Regions from separate parts of the Homo sapiens genome. Here all the other regions are linked to region 3. A link is a loop called in an ENCODE intact Hi-C map of the cell type or tissue named here. Cell type or tissue: psoas muscle. All regions are shown on one strand. Region 1 overlaps LMCD1 (LIM and cysteine rich domains 1). Region 2 overlaps LMCD1 (LIM and cysteine rich domains 1). Region 3 overlaps LOC107986009 (a long non-coding RNA gene).

Evidence for each region. Hi-C counts contacts between places; a loop is a spot of excess contacts. Peaks named below come from ENCODE experiments on the same cell type or tissue, not always from the same donor. Only the 100,000 strongest peaks of a DNase experiment are listed, where the experiment ranks them.
Region 1: a loop joins it to region 3, with 2.5 times the contacts of the local background. A loop is called at or near these places in 13 of 110 quality-filtered maps.
Region 2: it touches region 3 in a loop (2.4-fold over the local background); 13 of 110 quality-filtered maps call a loop at or near these places.

The regions. Positions count from the first base shown.
Region 1 is chr3:8,515,202-8,520,201 of GRCh38, reverse strand. The region is part of intron 1 of LMCD1 (LIM and cysteine rich domains 1); the gene reads right to left. Among named protein-coding and RNA genes, the nearest start is that of LMCD1, 16 kb to the right of the region's middle. In psoas muscle, no CTCF peak of the experiment used is centred here; no DNase peak of the experiment used is centred here; H3K27ac peaks cover 5,000 bases.
Region 2 is chr3:8,507,740-8,512,739 of GRCh38, reverse strand. All of the region lies in intron 1 of LMCD1 (LIM and cysteine rich domains 1), which reads right to left. Among named protein-coding and RNA genes, the nearest start is that of LMCD1, 8.4 kb to the right of the region's middle. In psoas muscle, no CTCF peak of the experiment used is centred here; a DNase peak (open chromatin) is centred at 2,489; H3K27ac peaks cover 5,000 bases.
Region 3 is chr3:8,591,092-8,596,091 of GRCh38, reverse strand. The region is part of intron 4 of LOC107986009 (a long non-coding RNA gene); the gene reads left to right. Among named protein-coding and RNA genes, the nearest start is that of LINC00312, 22 kb to the right of the region's middle. In psoas muscle, no CTCF peak of the experiment used is centred here; DNase peaks (open chromatin) are centred at 324 and 2,441; H3K27ac peaks cover 5,000 bases.

The sequences.
Region 1 (5,000 bases), 76 kb after region 3:
TTTGCAGTCCTACTGATCTTTCCAAGGATAACACACTTTTATTGGAGTTAATTTTGGAAATAGGGGAGACATAACACACCAAGTTGGTGGATTTTTAATCTTGCCTGTCTGAATCTTAGTATCTTAAAAGGAAATGTGTTGTATAAACGTACAGCACTATTATTAAAAGTCTTAAGGCTTTGCTTATGCAAATGCTTCCTGCTGGGAATCTCACACCTAAATTCCTGGGTTAACTATTATGACAATGGAAGCATTGACACACACACACACACACACTCTCTCTCACACACACACGTGTGTGCACATGGAAAAGGATTTCCTTCAACCAACATTGGAGTCTTGATGGTAAAATACCACTTGTGTTTTAGTGTAGTGCCTTCAGCAAGATGTTTTCCTGGTTTTAAACAAGCATCCTTCTTATAAAAGACTCCTTTTTCTTTTCTTTTCTTTTTTTTTTTTTGCTATCATATGTTTTTAAAACTAACACTAAATACACTTTTTGGTTCAGATGTTTTATCCTTTCCTTGATTTTCCCCCTGCATAATGATCTAATTGTACACACTATATATACTTGGATTCTGCATGTAAGAAAGTCATAGATCTTTAGGACTAAAAGGAACTTACAGAGTATTTAGGCCACATTTTTCTAAGCTCAGTTTTATGAAACAGAAACTAGTGAACGGTCCTTCACGTTGCAAATAATTCACTTTCAAGGTCTTGTTTTTAAAACTCATTTGCCACAATTCAGATGTAAAACAGAACTACAGAAGCCAAGTTACTTTCCAGAAAATTATCTCTTGAGTACATTCAGAATTATTCATTTAACCATATGTCCCAGGAAAGATGCCAAATTCCTGCATACTTCTGAGCCTGCCCACATACAGTTCCTTCTGTTTAGACCATTTCTCTCTTCCTTTACCTAACAAACTTCTATTTATCCCTCAGACACTCCTATCATATGGTCTTAGAAAACCCCGTACCTTGTATTTTGTAGTATCTACCATGATGGTAATTATTTAATTATGTATATAACTCCTCAATGTCATTGTTTCCTGCTAGACTGTAAGCTCCATGAGGGCAGGGTCACTTTATGTCTAGTTCATTGCTCTATTACCAGTGTCTAGAATAATGCCTTGCACATAGTGGCTCCTCAATAAACATTTATATAAAACACCTTCATCTATGCTTCACCCATGCCCTCATCTATGCTTCATCTATGCCATCATCTATGCTTCTTGGCACATCAAAAGCTAATATATGTTAGATATCCTGCATCTGAGGATGATGCCCAAAAGGGGAGTTAGAAGGAAAGAGAGGCACCCTGGTTTCCTCTGGTTTCCAGGATCCTAGCCTCCTCTGGTTACGCCAGCCCCTCTGACTACCCCTTTCTCTGCCTTCCTCAATAACTTTCTTCTCTCCCCAAGGTTCTCCCACTGGCTCTTCTCCTCTCTTCTTAGAATCTACTCATAGTTTCAACTATTCTCTCCAGCTCTCATCTTTATCTCCAGGAGTGTTTTCAGCTCCTGGAATCTCTTCATGGATAGACGGATGAGACTGCCAACTCGCTCTCTCCCTGCTTCTCCTATGTTTATGGTATCCTTGCCTGTCCAGCCACCCAGACCTGACATCTGAATCCCAGTCAACTGCTCAAGGCAAGGAGACTTGGAAAGAAATGCTGTCTTCTTGCTGCAGAACCCAGTTTTCCTCATCAAGTGGTCCGTTTCTAGTTTGTGTCATCCCTTGTGTGGTATACTCAGAAGGCAGGAGATGACCCTCTGATGGGACAGCCAGTTTCTTGACCTTCTGGAAGATGACTCACTAGAGAGAGAAAATCAGACTGCTCTAGAAAAACTCTGCTGCAGGCTTCTCCATGAAATAGAATACAGACAAGCACTGGGAAATCGTGAAAACTCAAGGCAATCAGTGAGTCAGTAAGCCTTGCAGCCTTTCCATGGCATTTCTGGTCTGGGCTCATTGCTTTGGAATATCCCTTGATCCACTCCTGCCCTTGAATGATTTGCTGACAAAGTGTTGGGGGAGCTCTGTGCATGTTGGAGCTTAGTGTTGAACCTGAGCCCTGGCTACATTTTTACTACCTGTGTGGACCCTGGCAAATAGTTTCTGTTCTCTGAACCTTGTTTTTTTTTTTCATCTTTAAAATGGATCATAATCCCTATGAGCTTCATGAGGTGGTTGTAGGAATCAAATATTTTAATGTACGTAAGATGCTTTGAAAACCAAGAATAATTAAGCATTATATGTTTATAAAACCTCATGTTCCTCCTTCATGAATTTTGTTCTCCATATACCATCTGTGTGATTATTGACTTTTCTTTAAACACATGTTTAAAAACATATTTCTTGAAAAAAATTATCTCTAAAGTGTATAAAAATTAGATGGTAACCACAACAAATGCAATAAATATGAGTCATTAAATTCTAGCTAGGTATGATTGCCTTTTAAAAGTTCTGAGCCTGGGAACTACTTGCCAATTGTTTAAAGTGAAGTTCAGCAAGTGTTTGGGATGATAAAGGCGTTTTAGCATCAGAAGGAGACTTCCTCCTTGATATAATCAGAAGAATGAAAGAACTGAAATGAGAGAAAGATGCTGACTAACATGGTTCAATGTTGTCAGTGCATGCCTGTGTATCAACTAAATTCATCTTTAGACCAACAAGTCCACGACCCAAACTTCTGGAACACTGAAAACATGTTAGATATAGGTTAGACATAGTACAGGTTGAGCATCCCTTTTCCAAAATGCTTAGGACCAGAAGTATTTCAGATTTTGAATACTTTTCAGTTTTGGAATATTTGCATATATGTAATACGATATCTTGGGGACAAGATCCAAGCCTTAACCTGAAATTGTTATGTTTCATATACACATTATACACACAACTTGGGGGGTAATTTTATACAATATTTTAAATAATTTTGGTGCATAAAACAAAGTGTATGTACATGAGGTCAGGTGTGGAATTTTCCACTCATGGCTTCATGTCAGCACTCAGGAAGTTTCAGATTTTAGAGCATTTCAGATTTTCATACAAGGGATCCTCCCACTGTACAGAAGGAAAAGGAAGAGCTATGGGTTGAATTGCCCACATTTCATTCACATTCACCATGACTAAGTATGTAACCATGGGACTTAATCCCTCTGGATCTTAGTTTACTCATCTGCAAAATGGGATGATTGTAAAATTCAGCAAAAAATGATGTAGCACAATGCCTGGCACCTGGCCTGTGCTTGGTAAGAGCACTCACTATGCCTCGTGCTAGAGTAAGGCCTCTATTTTATCTTCACACATCAAAGGTACGACATGGTTGAAATTTCTGGTGTTTTGGTTCTGAGGAGTAGAGGATGACTAATAACACTAAGGATAAAACTTGGGGCCATTTTTCTTACTAGCAAACTAAAGAGGAGAATTAAAGTGAATAATTGGATCATTCGGATTTTAAAAATATCAACCAACAAAGCAATTTCTCCCTGCAAAACTTTGAATAGACCTATCCACTCCTTCAAGAGTGTTGTGGTCAACATGGTGTCAAGGGCTTGGCTAAAATTATAAAGCACTGAGAGGTGCTGATATTAAGCATTTTTTTTTTAAAGGAGTGCCAACTCTAAGTTTTCAGGATAAGAAGAAATATGATGAATTCAAGGCCTTCTCAGGATTTCTTGCACTTCAAAGAGCATGTACTTGGCAATGATTCCGCCACTTTCCTGAGTTTGGTCAACGTGGCTGAGGAAAGGCAAAAGTCTTAAAATCCAGGCAGATGGAACTTTTCCACTGGCCCTATTTTGGTATAAATATTCATCAAGGACTAGAAACTTAAAGTAGATAGCTGTCTGAGCTATGAGAGGTTTGCACTAAATTTCAGCCAGTTTTCGGTTGTCCCTCCGGCTCTTGTCTCTCAGGAGGGCCAAGCCTCCTGAGATGCAGCTGCTGTTGTTCCGTGATCCAGGCCAACCGCTTCCCCAGACCACGGAAATCACTAGAGTTTGTTCTCAAGAGATGTCCAGCCAGAAAGAGAGGGCCTCGAGGTTCAGATGAAGGTTCAAGTTAGTTGTTTGAAAAAGGGAAATGAATCAAGGCCTGGCTCGTCCACCATCCTAAAGCCCATCTTTTTGTAGACAAGCTTGAAGAAGGAGAATAAAACTTGAAAGCATAAAAAAATTCAGGGTCTGGTTTGGTGCGCTGGCTTCCCCAATTTCTCTCACTTTCATTTCCTTTTCATCTTAAGATTCCTCCTAAATGCTACCACGAAGTCTCCTCCCCACTCCCCCCACCCACTCCTACTTTGCCAGTTCTGATCTTGGTGCAGAATGGGAAGGGGCCACACTGAGGGGTGCTTAAATAGGTTAATGGTCTCCCCTCCTCTATTCCACAGCTGTTTTGTTTTTGTATCCCCCGCTCTTAGGGTCTCTTTCCTTCTTTCTAACCCCTCAGAATTCCTTGTCCCTGTCAGAAAGGAGAACAAAGCTGCTCTTACCTCTTTTGATGCCTTTCCGTCTCCTATTTCCCGATTCCATCCCACTCCCTTTTCTATCCATTATTATCACTGAGCCCATAACATGTGCCAGGGTTCCAGGGCACACCCAAAGGGGAAGACGGAATGGTCTCTGTTCTCAAGGAGCATAACATGGAGAATTTCAGCATAAACAGGATATGATGGTACAGGAGTTAAGCAGGCAAGACAGCCACTGTAGATGCTTCAGGGCCATTCAGAAAAGTAAACGTGCATTCAGCAGGAGAGTAAGTCCACACGAGGACTTCACAGGACAGAGAACTTAGTCAGAACTGATGGTTTTATGGAGGAGGGCACTGAGGAAGGGGTGGGATTTGGGGCCGTGGAGGAGGAAACCCTCTCAGCACGCCCACAAGGAAGAAAAGTATGTTCAGGGAATGAGTGACATTCTGGGGCAGCAGAATGTTGTAGTGGAAGATGTGGCTGAAAAGGGACCCATCACAAAGAAACCTGGATGCCAGGCTAAATT
Region 2 (5,000 bases), 83 kb after region 3:
TATTCAAATAAATATAGGATGATTTCCCCTGTGATGGTCCCATTTCTGGGCTGGGCTCATGGAAATGTGGAAGGTGGGTGATGACAGCCATTTTAATTAGCTGGGAATCTCATTATAGGGTTGTATCTTCCCCATGGGCCATTGAGGTCTGTTGGCTGTGTAGGAGGACAGATTAGAGGAAACAAAGCTTTTCCATCAAACCTTGCCCTTTCTTCATGTCCTTGTAAACACAGGGATGATCACCATAATGTTATTTTTCAGATAATTGCCAGGGAATCATCTGGGATTTTATTTTTCTCTGTTTAATGTACCATGTACAACTGACAAAAATCAAGGACAATCATCCTAGCAGCACTGAGATATCCAAGCCATATGTGTTTCATTTCAGTGCATCGCCTGCTCTAGAATACAGCAAGAAGGAACTCACATTTTCAGACCAAGTCAGATATTTGAAGTAAGAACTGTGTGAAAGAAATTGTTTTGATGCAAGATTCCAGATCTTGTTAACCAAGGTCCCATATTTCAGAATGCTGGTTTGCTTCCTCACTTCCTAACATCAAAAAGTCTTACTTGAGATTTCTTTTCCTCTTGTTATTAAATGGCTTCAGAGTGAAGCTCAGGGTGCACACACATGCTGTGGTGTTCTGAACGGTGTTTTCATGTTCTGCTCACATGTGCCATGTGCTGGATCTCACGGACGTATATGTGTGTGCACATACGTGTGTGTTCCTTTCTTTCCATATATATTGCATATTTTTGGCTACCTTTTTTTCCTGCTGTCAAAACACAGACCTGTATCTTCCTGCAAAAATTCAAACTCAACTTGGGGGAGTTTGCTGGAACTCCATTGCAGGGCTTGGGAGAGCCTCAAGTCACCATCATGAGAAGTTTTCTATGTGCAGCCTGACAGGCCTTGCTATCCTGCCACCCCAGTGGGTTTTGCTTGAGAGGAAGAGGAACAGGTTCTCAGATAAGAAGATAAAAGATGTGCATTTGTGGCTGGATGAATACAGTGGAATGTATTTCTCCACAGTCCAAGATGGGTGATATTCCCCAAGTTGGAAATCAAATAGGATGGAGAATATGGGTGTCAGATTCAGAAGGCATAAAACTGGACTATGGCCTGATCCTAACAGCTCATTCATCCTTGTCTTTCAACACTCAGCTCAAATGTCCCCTCTTTGGGACGCCTTTCTTGACCTCCCCAGGTAAGATTAAGTATTTCCTCTTCTGATCTCTCTCAGTCCCACACATGTACCCCGATCAAGGTCTTTAGGCACTGCTATGATTCTTTGATGATTTGATTAGGCTATTCCTTTTCTGAGACCATCAGATTTTAAAATTCCTTTCCTTTTATTTCTTCATTTCCCACCTCAGTCCCTGGCATATAATATTTGTGTAATACAGGTTTAGACAAAATAAATTCTTAGAGTTGGCCAAATCAAAGGTGAGTTTAAAAAGTTTCAACAAAGTAATGTGTTTATTCTCTTTACCATTTCACCTTCATTAGGTCTTTTAATGGTGAGGATGCCTTGTGTTTAACACACATTCCTTATATGTCAAGTACTGTGCCAAGAACTTAGATGATTGTTGTGAGTACAATAACTTTTAGGCCCCTTTTATTGATGAAGAAACTAAGGCTCAGAACTAATATGACTTGTTCGAGGTAATAGGAAATGAGTGGCAGAGTTGGAATTTGAATTGAGTTTGTTTACTCCAAGAGCCTCAGACCTCAATCCACTACAGCTGTATGTGTGTGCATATATGTTTACCTATGCATAGATGTGTATATTTGTGTGTGTGTGGCGTGTAATGCTGCTAATGCCTCAGCTTGATGTGGAAAGAGTCTTTATATTTTTAGGTTCTTTGTCTATCTGACATGAGAATATCTCTTCTTAGGAAATGTCTTAAATGCATAAGATAAAAATACAAAGAAAACCAATATTACTGAGATAGTATCAATATATAAAAACAAATTTGTGACTTACTAACAGATGTGCCTTTACTAAGTTAATGAATATGATCTAGCAGTGGGTATAATTATGGCCATTTCAGAGCAGGGATGAGTATAAATTGTAGGATGAGGATCTATCTCAGCTGTAATGTGATATAAAAATACCTGCTTTCCATTGGTATCAAAGGCATAGGAGCTGCTAAACTTCTAGGGCGTTTGTCTTTATTCACAGTAGAAAGAAATGCTAAATTTCAGTTATAGGTTAGGGATAAAAAATGCAATACTTTTCCTAATTTAAGTTCCCTGACACCCTCAATTCTATCTACAGATCCTAGGTTAAAAGGCTGTCCTCTATTCACTAACAAGATTTCAAAACATCTCTCTCTTATACTTCCTCTAAAATAAGAAGCCCCCAGATGCTGACCTCTGCCCACATTAGTGTCAGATCCTCTTAACAAGGAGACTGGCTGGCCGAGCCAGGGTTGGGGTGGGGAGCACCCGTGTGCCGTGGTAGGAGGGGTGGCTCTCCTCCAGGATGAGGGCAGAGCTGGGATCTACTTTGCCTTCACCTCTTTCAGCCAGCAGATTGCACGGGTCAGTCACCTCGATGGTCAGCCTCATGAATCAGTACCTAGAAACGCCACTGAGTCATACAGCCCAAACAGATGCTCTCTTCTAAGGGCAGGTTTCTTATGAGGTCATTAGTCAGCCAAGAGCCCTTTCCCTATGCTCCTGCCCTTTGGTGTCCCTGACATCAGTACTGTGAAAAATACAACCCAAACATTCAGCTGCCTCTGAAAACATATGCTGAGCAAAGACAACTGGTCTACCACTGTATCGCTGTAGGAAGGCTGAGGGACCACTGGCTGCTGGTGGGACCTAAGAGCTGCCAATAGTCCCCCTTGCCTCAGCCTCCTTTTCACTCAGTGCCACTGGTGGTTTCTTCCCAAAGGCCCTATTTAAAATGTGACAACTGGGAGGACTACTACACTCATTCTACTGTTACACTGTAGGGATGACCAGAGTTGAGATGTGGCTCTGAAGGTGTGTGTCCTGGAAAATCTGAGGGTGGTTGGAAAAGGAAGGAGAGGTATGTGTGTGTGTTGGGGAGGGGAGAGGTCAAGGAACACAAAGACTCACAGAACACTGACATTATTTGGCCTGTCTCCTGCCTTATGAAAAATAAATTCTACCAGACTCAAGTTTACTTGGCAGGGATCAAAGCTTTCCTATTCATTGTCATGTATTCAGTACTTAGCACAGTGGCTGGCACATAACAGATGCTAAATAAATATTTGCTATATAAAGAAATGAGTGACTGTTGCCCTATCTTATAAGCAAGACATTGGAGGGAAAGACTGGTAATGGAGCAGGGGAGGGCTGCTATGGAAAGGGTAGCGACCAAACACCCAAGACGAATTGTGGCTATTCTCATGATTTTGCAATGTGATGTGGCCTGAGTATATTTATGGCTAGGTCCAAGTTTAACTACAAAGAGAAGGTCCTGCAGTCTGAGAGCTTAGAAGCCCCATGTGATGTAGGTAAACTGAATTTGGTCTTCCACATCCCAATACTTAATAACCTATGGGATTTTTGCATCATGCTGATGAGAGGGGGTATCCATAACAGCAGGAGGAAATGTTTATCAAGGGTATATTATGTATCCAGGCACTTTATGCACTTTACCTCATTAAACTATCGTTTAAATGTAGAACTACGGTGAGCTATCTTTCTCAAATGAGGAACCAGAGGTCCAGAGAGGATCAGTAACTTGGCGAAGTTTGCAGACCTGGCAAATTGAAGAGCTGCAGGTCACATCTAGATCTTTGTGCTTGCAAATGTTGTGTGTTTAACGGCTCCTCGAAGTGGCTTCTGGACCTTGTGGCCAAAGCTAAGTTCACAGCCAAAATGTCCACCTGAACTTCTGAGTTTCAAGGTATGAGGTTGACACAAAACTGGGATACTCTGGGGGTGGAAGTGACAGAATACAGCAGACACTCTTTTCTCCTTCATTCATAAAAGATGCTGTGAGTCAATGTATCTTGGTTGTGGCACCACTCATGTAAATGTAAGTTTGTAAATTTCAGATATGCCATTTCTTATGTAAAGTTCAGATGTGCCATTTTTTTCTTTGTAAATTTCAGATATGCCATTTCTCCCCCTGTCCCATTTGTGACATGAAGGGGTTGAATGAGCAGATAACAAGATTCTGCTCAGCTCTTTTAGACAATGGCTCATTAGCCTTTGTCTCCAGAGATAAATTTTACAAAGGATTCAATATTTTTTAAACAGGAGGAGGAGACAAAATCTATACACAAAGCATGTGGATTTGAAACAGCCACCTTGAGTTGGACACTGGCACTCCTTTGTCCTTCAATAGAGTTACTTGCCAAATGGAGCCTTTGTTTCTTCTCCCTTAGCAATTATATTTCCTTTTAAAGCATGTCCCGGTGGGGGCCCAGGCCATGTTTGGCTTGGTCATGATTTATATATTATTGGGTAGGCCATGGGTCAGGCTGACTAGACATGTAGAAATGCACATGTCAAGGCCAACCTTATCCCCAGGGCAGAGTTTCCTGAAAGCTCTGGGACAAGGTCTCTAGAATTATTTTTAGAGTATTAGGATAACATGTATTATTCTTTAAAAGGTCTCTCTACTAGTCTTCTGCCGGGAGATGTCCATTAGCCTTCTGGAAAACCAGGAGAAATCAAGAAAGTCTTTATTCTATACCCGAGAAATGGCTCTGATTTGGTGTAGGTGACAGTATACTCCTGGTGGTGACCAAGAGATATCAAAGAGATACAGGTGCCTAGCAACATTTTGCAAATGCTGGGAAGCTTCTGAACCAGACTATCAATGAGTTCAGTGGGCTGGAAGAAATTGATCTGTGTATGAAAGTCACAGTAATAATCATAGTCCCTCCTCACCAGATTTCTGCTTTCTACGAATGCCTTCTGTTTCTTGCAGAGTGAAAAGAACTGAAGTTTTGGAGTCAGAGAGGCCTGAGTTTGAGTTCTTAATCTGTCATTATGTGACCTTAGACAA
Region 3 (5,000 bases):
ACCCCACATCTGCGATCACAGCTCTGCTTAGCAGACACCCCACACTCTGTACATGCAACAAACCTCCCCACGTCTTCCTCACACATGCTGCTAGTACTCTGTGCTACGCCCTCTGGGATTAGGGCAGCTGCATTTCAGGGCCCAAGCACAGAGCTTTCCACCATCTGTCCCCATTAAAATTTTGCCTTGTTGGATCCATGCTATATTGTTCCAAGATGCCTGGATATTTTTGGGTCCTAATTTTCTCATTCAACATTTGGCAGCCCTTCTCATCACAGTGCCACCCACGCCATTGATGAGCACGCTGTGTGCCTTACCCCAAGTCACTGATAAACACGCCGTCTGGGCTGGCACATGCATCCCTTTCAGGCTCGCGTGAAGCTGTTACTCAACACCCTTTTGGGGGTGGTCATTCAGCACATTACAGGTTGTACAGCCACATAGCTCCCATTTCTTCACCCACTCATAAGAGTGTTAGGGGAAGCCTGGTTGTGATCTAGATTTTCTGTGTCTACACACAACTCCTGGCTGAGGTGTCTTGTCTTAGGCAATGAGACAATGAGCTGAACTACCTATGCCCTGTGCACAGCTAGCCTGTGCTACCTCCTAGTGATCGCTGCCCACTGTATAGAAGGTTAGCAATCTCCAGGCTGCCCTGGAAGCCAGAAGGGAGGCAAGCCATGAGGCAGTGGCGTTCAGTGGGGCATCTGCTTGTACAGGGTCCCTGGGGCTGATTAGCAGGTGATGGAGACTCTGGGCTTCTGGCTGAGGTCACAAGGAAGGGCTGCATCCTGAGTGACAGGTGCAAGGAAAGGGGAGCCTCCAGCCTCGTGCAGGTCAGCTCCCCTGTGGAAGCTTTTCCAGAGGCTGAACTCAGTGGGTTCATAACTAGAGGGACAATAGGTCTCACATTTATCTGCTTTATTTTCCTTCCTCTTTTCCTTCTTTCTCTGCCTTCCTTCCCTTCCCCTCCTTCCATTGAAAAGTTTTTTTGCTCTGAGCATGGTCTCTGTGTTCACCATTGCCCTGTGTATTAGTCTGTTCTCACACTGCTGATAAAGACATATCCAAGACTGGGTAATTTATAAAGAAAAAGAAGTTTAATGGACTCACAGTTCCACCTGGCTGGGGAGGCCTCACAATCATGGTGGAAGGCAGAAGACACGTCTTACATGGTGGCAGACAAGAGAGATTGAGAGCCAAGCAAAAGGGAAGGCCCTTATAAAACCATCAAATCTCACGAGACTTATTCACTACCACGAGAACAGTATGGGGGAAACAAGCCCCATGATTCAATTATCTCCCACCCGGTCCCTCCCACAACAAGTGGGAATTATAGGTGCTACAATTCAAGATGAGATTTGGATGGGGACACAGCCAAACCATATTACTCCGGGTGCCGGGTGCAGAGACGACTGAGACACTGGCTTGTCCTCCATGTCACAGACCAGCGGGAGAGACACATGGCAATCACTAGCCTCCATGCCTGTGGTAAGGGGCAGGCTGGAGGGGCACACAGGGTGCTGTGGGAGCATGGAGTTGCTGGGTTGTCCCAAGACCTGCTGCTCTGCCCCATGGCCTTCAAAAACCATTGAGCTATCCCTGGAATGACCACACTTTGGTATCCAAATGTCAACTTCCCAGACTGACTTTTATACCTGAAGGAGAATAACGTTCGTCTGTTGGACCCTGGGCTTGCTCTTTGGTTTAGAAAATGTGTTCCCCTGAAGAGATGACTTTAAAGTCAGTCCAGCTCATTTTGGGATTCAAGGTGTGTGGAATTTGGAGATGATGCCTGATGGGCACCAAGTGACCATAGGTCAGTGTGATAGGTAGATTTAACCAGGCCATCTGAGGGCTGGGAGCTCTCAGTACCATCTGGAGAGACCCTAGACTCTAACATCAGATAGTCTGGGGTTTGCACAGTGGTCCTTCCTGTCACTGGCTGTGTGGCCTTGAGCTTCTTAGCCTCTCGGGGCCTTAGTTTTTCTCATCTGTGAAATAGGAGTAGTATTTTGCAGAATCACTGTGAGGATTAACGGACTGAACGCAGTACCCAGTACACAGTAGACTGTTGCATTTGTTACTTCACTGCCCTGCCTCTAACAGTACTATGAGCTCTTTTGAAAAAGCTGTGACTCTTTTAAAAAGGAAAAAATGCTGGAGAATGTGAATAATTTAGGTTCCATATGGTGCTTGAATTATGCTTTCAAAATGATTCCCAATTTGTGTTTCTCAAGCAGGTGACATTTTGTAAGTTTGCTTTTCTTTGCTGTTAGGTTTTGTTAGGAAGTCTTTGTAGAGAGGAAAATGCAGCTGCATTTCAAAAGTAAAAGCCTCCAGGCCTTGCCTTTGGGACAGCTGGGGCCCATAGACCAGAGGCCCAGCAGTGTTTCCTGACAAGCAGCGACAGGTGGGCCGAGGCCTGCCTTGCTCTGTGCAGTGAGTTGTGGCATGAAGCAGGGAGCTCCCGGGGTACCGAGCTGGAAGTGCTTTTGAGTGGCTAGCACCAGAGGAGGGAACAGTGCCATGCAGCAACACACAGGATGGACACGTGGCTTTGCCACTCACCTCTGGGCTACTGGCCGGGGTTCAGGCTGGAGGAGGCTCAGGGTGGGGAATATTCCTTCTGCGCCTCTGACCTTCACCTCCCATTCCCCATTTTCAATGCCAAGACCTGAGTTCCGTGTTCTCCATCCCAGCCACTGTCCCCCCTTCTCCTCTGGCAGGACTCAGGCCAGCCTTAGATGCCAGCTCACCACAGGTCAACCTGATCCTTGTCTGATGATCATTTCTCTCCTGGATTGGTCTCCTTTACTCCCCTTCCTCCTGAATCCCAACTTTGTGCCATTTCACTAGGATTTCCCAACTGTGAATTCCTGCGATATGGCCAGCTCATGCCATTCCACACCAAGTTAAGTCAGCAGATTTTATACTATTTATAGAATGACATGGAAATTCAGACCTGGCACCATGTCTGCTGGCCTGGTGGCCACAGTAGAATCTCTTTTCTCTTTCTTCTTTATTCCCTAAAGTCTTAAAGATAACTATTTTCACAAGCAATATATGCAAATATATTCTCACTGGAAAGAATTTGAAAAATAGAGAAATATGGCTGGGTGCAGTGGCTCATGCCTGTAATGCCAGCACCTTGGGAGGCTGAGCTAGGAGGATTGCTTGAGCTCGGGAGTTTGAGATCAGCCTGGGCAACATGGGGAGACCCCATCTCAACAAAAAATACAAAAATTAGCTGGGTGTGGTGGTGTGCACCTGTGGTCCCAGCTACTTGGGAGACTGAGGTGGGAGAATTGCTTGGGACCAGGAAGTCAAGGTTGCAGTGAGCTGTGATCACACCACTGCACTCCGGCCTGGGTGACAGGTGAGTCCCTGTCTTTAAATAAATAAATAAATAAATAAATAAAGGAAGAATACGTAGAGTAAATTATTTAAGTTCCATTTCAATCAATTCTGAATGTTAACTGTTTTATTCCAGTCTTTTTTCTCTGTATTTGTATACACTTTGTATTGTTTGTGTAAATACAAGTGCAGCTGTATATGTGTGCATCCAGTAAAGAGTTTAACCTTGCCTACAAGAAGGTCTGGTTTTGCCCTCAACTCCTAGGAGGTGATCTTTGTTTGTCTAGGGCCCCAAGCTTGCCAGATAGTAACGTGATTTCAGGTGGGGCTGACCACACCAGCAAGACCAACAGTGTGATTGAGGGTGGGGGCTTTGGATCATGCAGTATCAGTTGACTCGGAGACTAGATCAACCATGTGGGCAATCAATCCACCAATCAATCAATTACACCTATGTAATGAAACCTCAATAAATACTGTGAATACCAAGGCTCAGACAACCTTCCCTGTTAAGCAGTGCTCTGTGTATATTGTCACATATGGGTACCAGGAGACTAACATGTCCATGACTCCCTGGGAAGAGGACAATGACAGCCCTGCCTTTGGCACTTCTCCTACACTCTGTTCTATCAGCTTATTCTCTTGGCTGATTTTAATCTGTATTCTTTCACTGTAATATAAACTGAACTGCAAGTATAATCGCTTTTAGTGAGTTTTTTTAAGAAAATTATTGAAGCTGAGGGTTTTGGGAATCCCTCTGAGTATACAATTGGCGTGAGAAATGAAGATGGTCTTGGGGACAGTGCTCTCTAACTTTATGGTTGCCTAAACTAATTGCAGTGTGTGGTTTTACCTATGTATACATGTGCGTATTTAAATTACCTAATAGTGAATTCCATTCATGGTCCTGGGATTTGAATTTCATCTTTCATACGGTTGGAGACCTTCTTTATGCCTGTTGTGCCTCAGTTTCCTCACAAAATGGGGTTAGTAACAGGAGCTTCAACTATAGGATTGTTATGAGGAGTAAAGGAACAAATGTTTGTAAAGCTGTTAGGTTGGTGCCTGTTAGCACTTAGGGTTACAAAACAGATGATAATGATTTTCATACCAGACCATGGAAATCTACCTTGTTGCTTTTAATAACTGAATGGATATCATTTCTATTAGTTACCTCTGGGTTTCCCACAAAGAAAGTAGTAATTAGGGAACTAAAATGTGTTGTTGGAAAGTGACTCTTGTTGCACTACAAGGTTGAGTAAATTAGTCAGCTAGTCTAGAACAAAGTATTTATCTAGCACCAATTATTTATCTAGAAAACACTAAGTTGGCCCACACTATGTGCAGAGGCCCAGTGCTGAAAACTGTAAGGCTATAAAAACAGGTATATTGAGATAAGCAAAAAGGGAAGGGAATGAACATCCTTTGAGGATCTAGTAAGTGGCCAGTGCTATTCATTTGTTATTTTATTTAATCGTCACACCAACACTGGAGAAAAATAGTATGAGCTCATTTTCAAGAAGACAAAAAAAGAGTATCAGTTTAAGAAACTTGCTTAAGTTGACAAGGCCACGATATGTTGAAGGTAGAATTTAAGCCTAGATATTTCAAAACGTGTTCATTTTGAACAGCATTTCACTGCT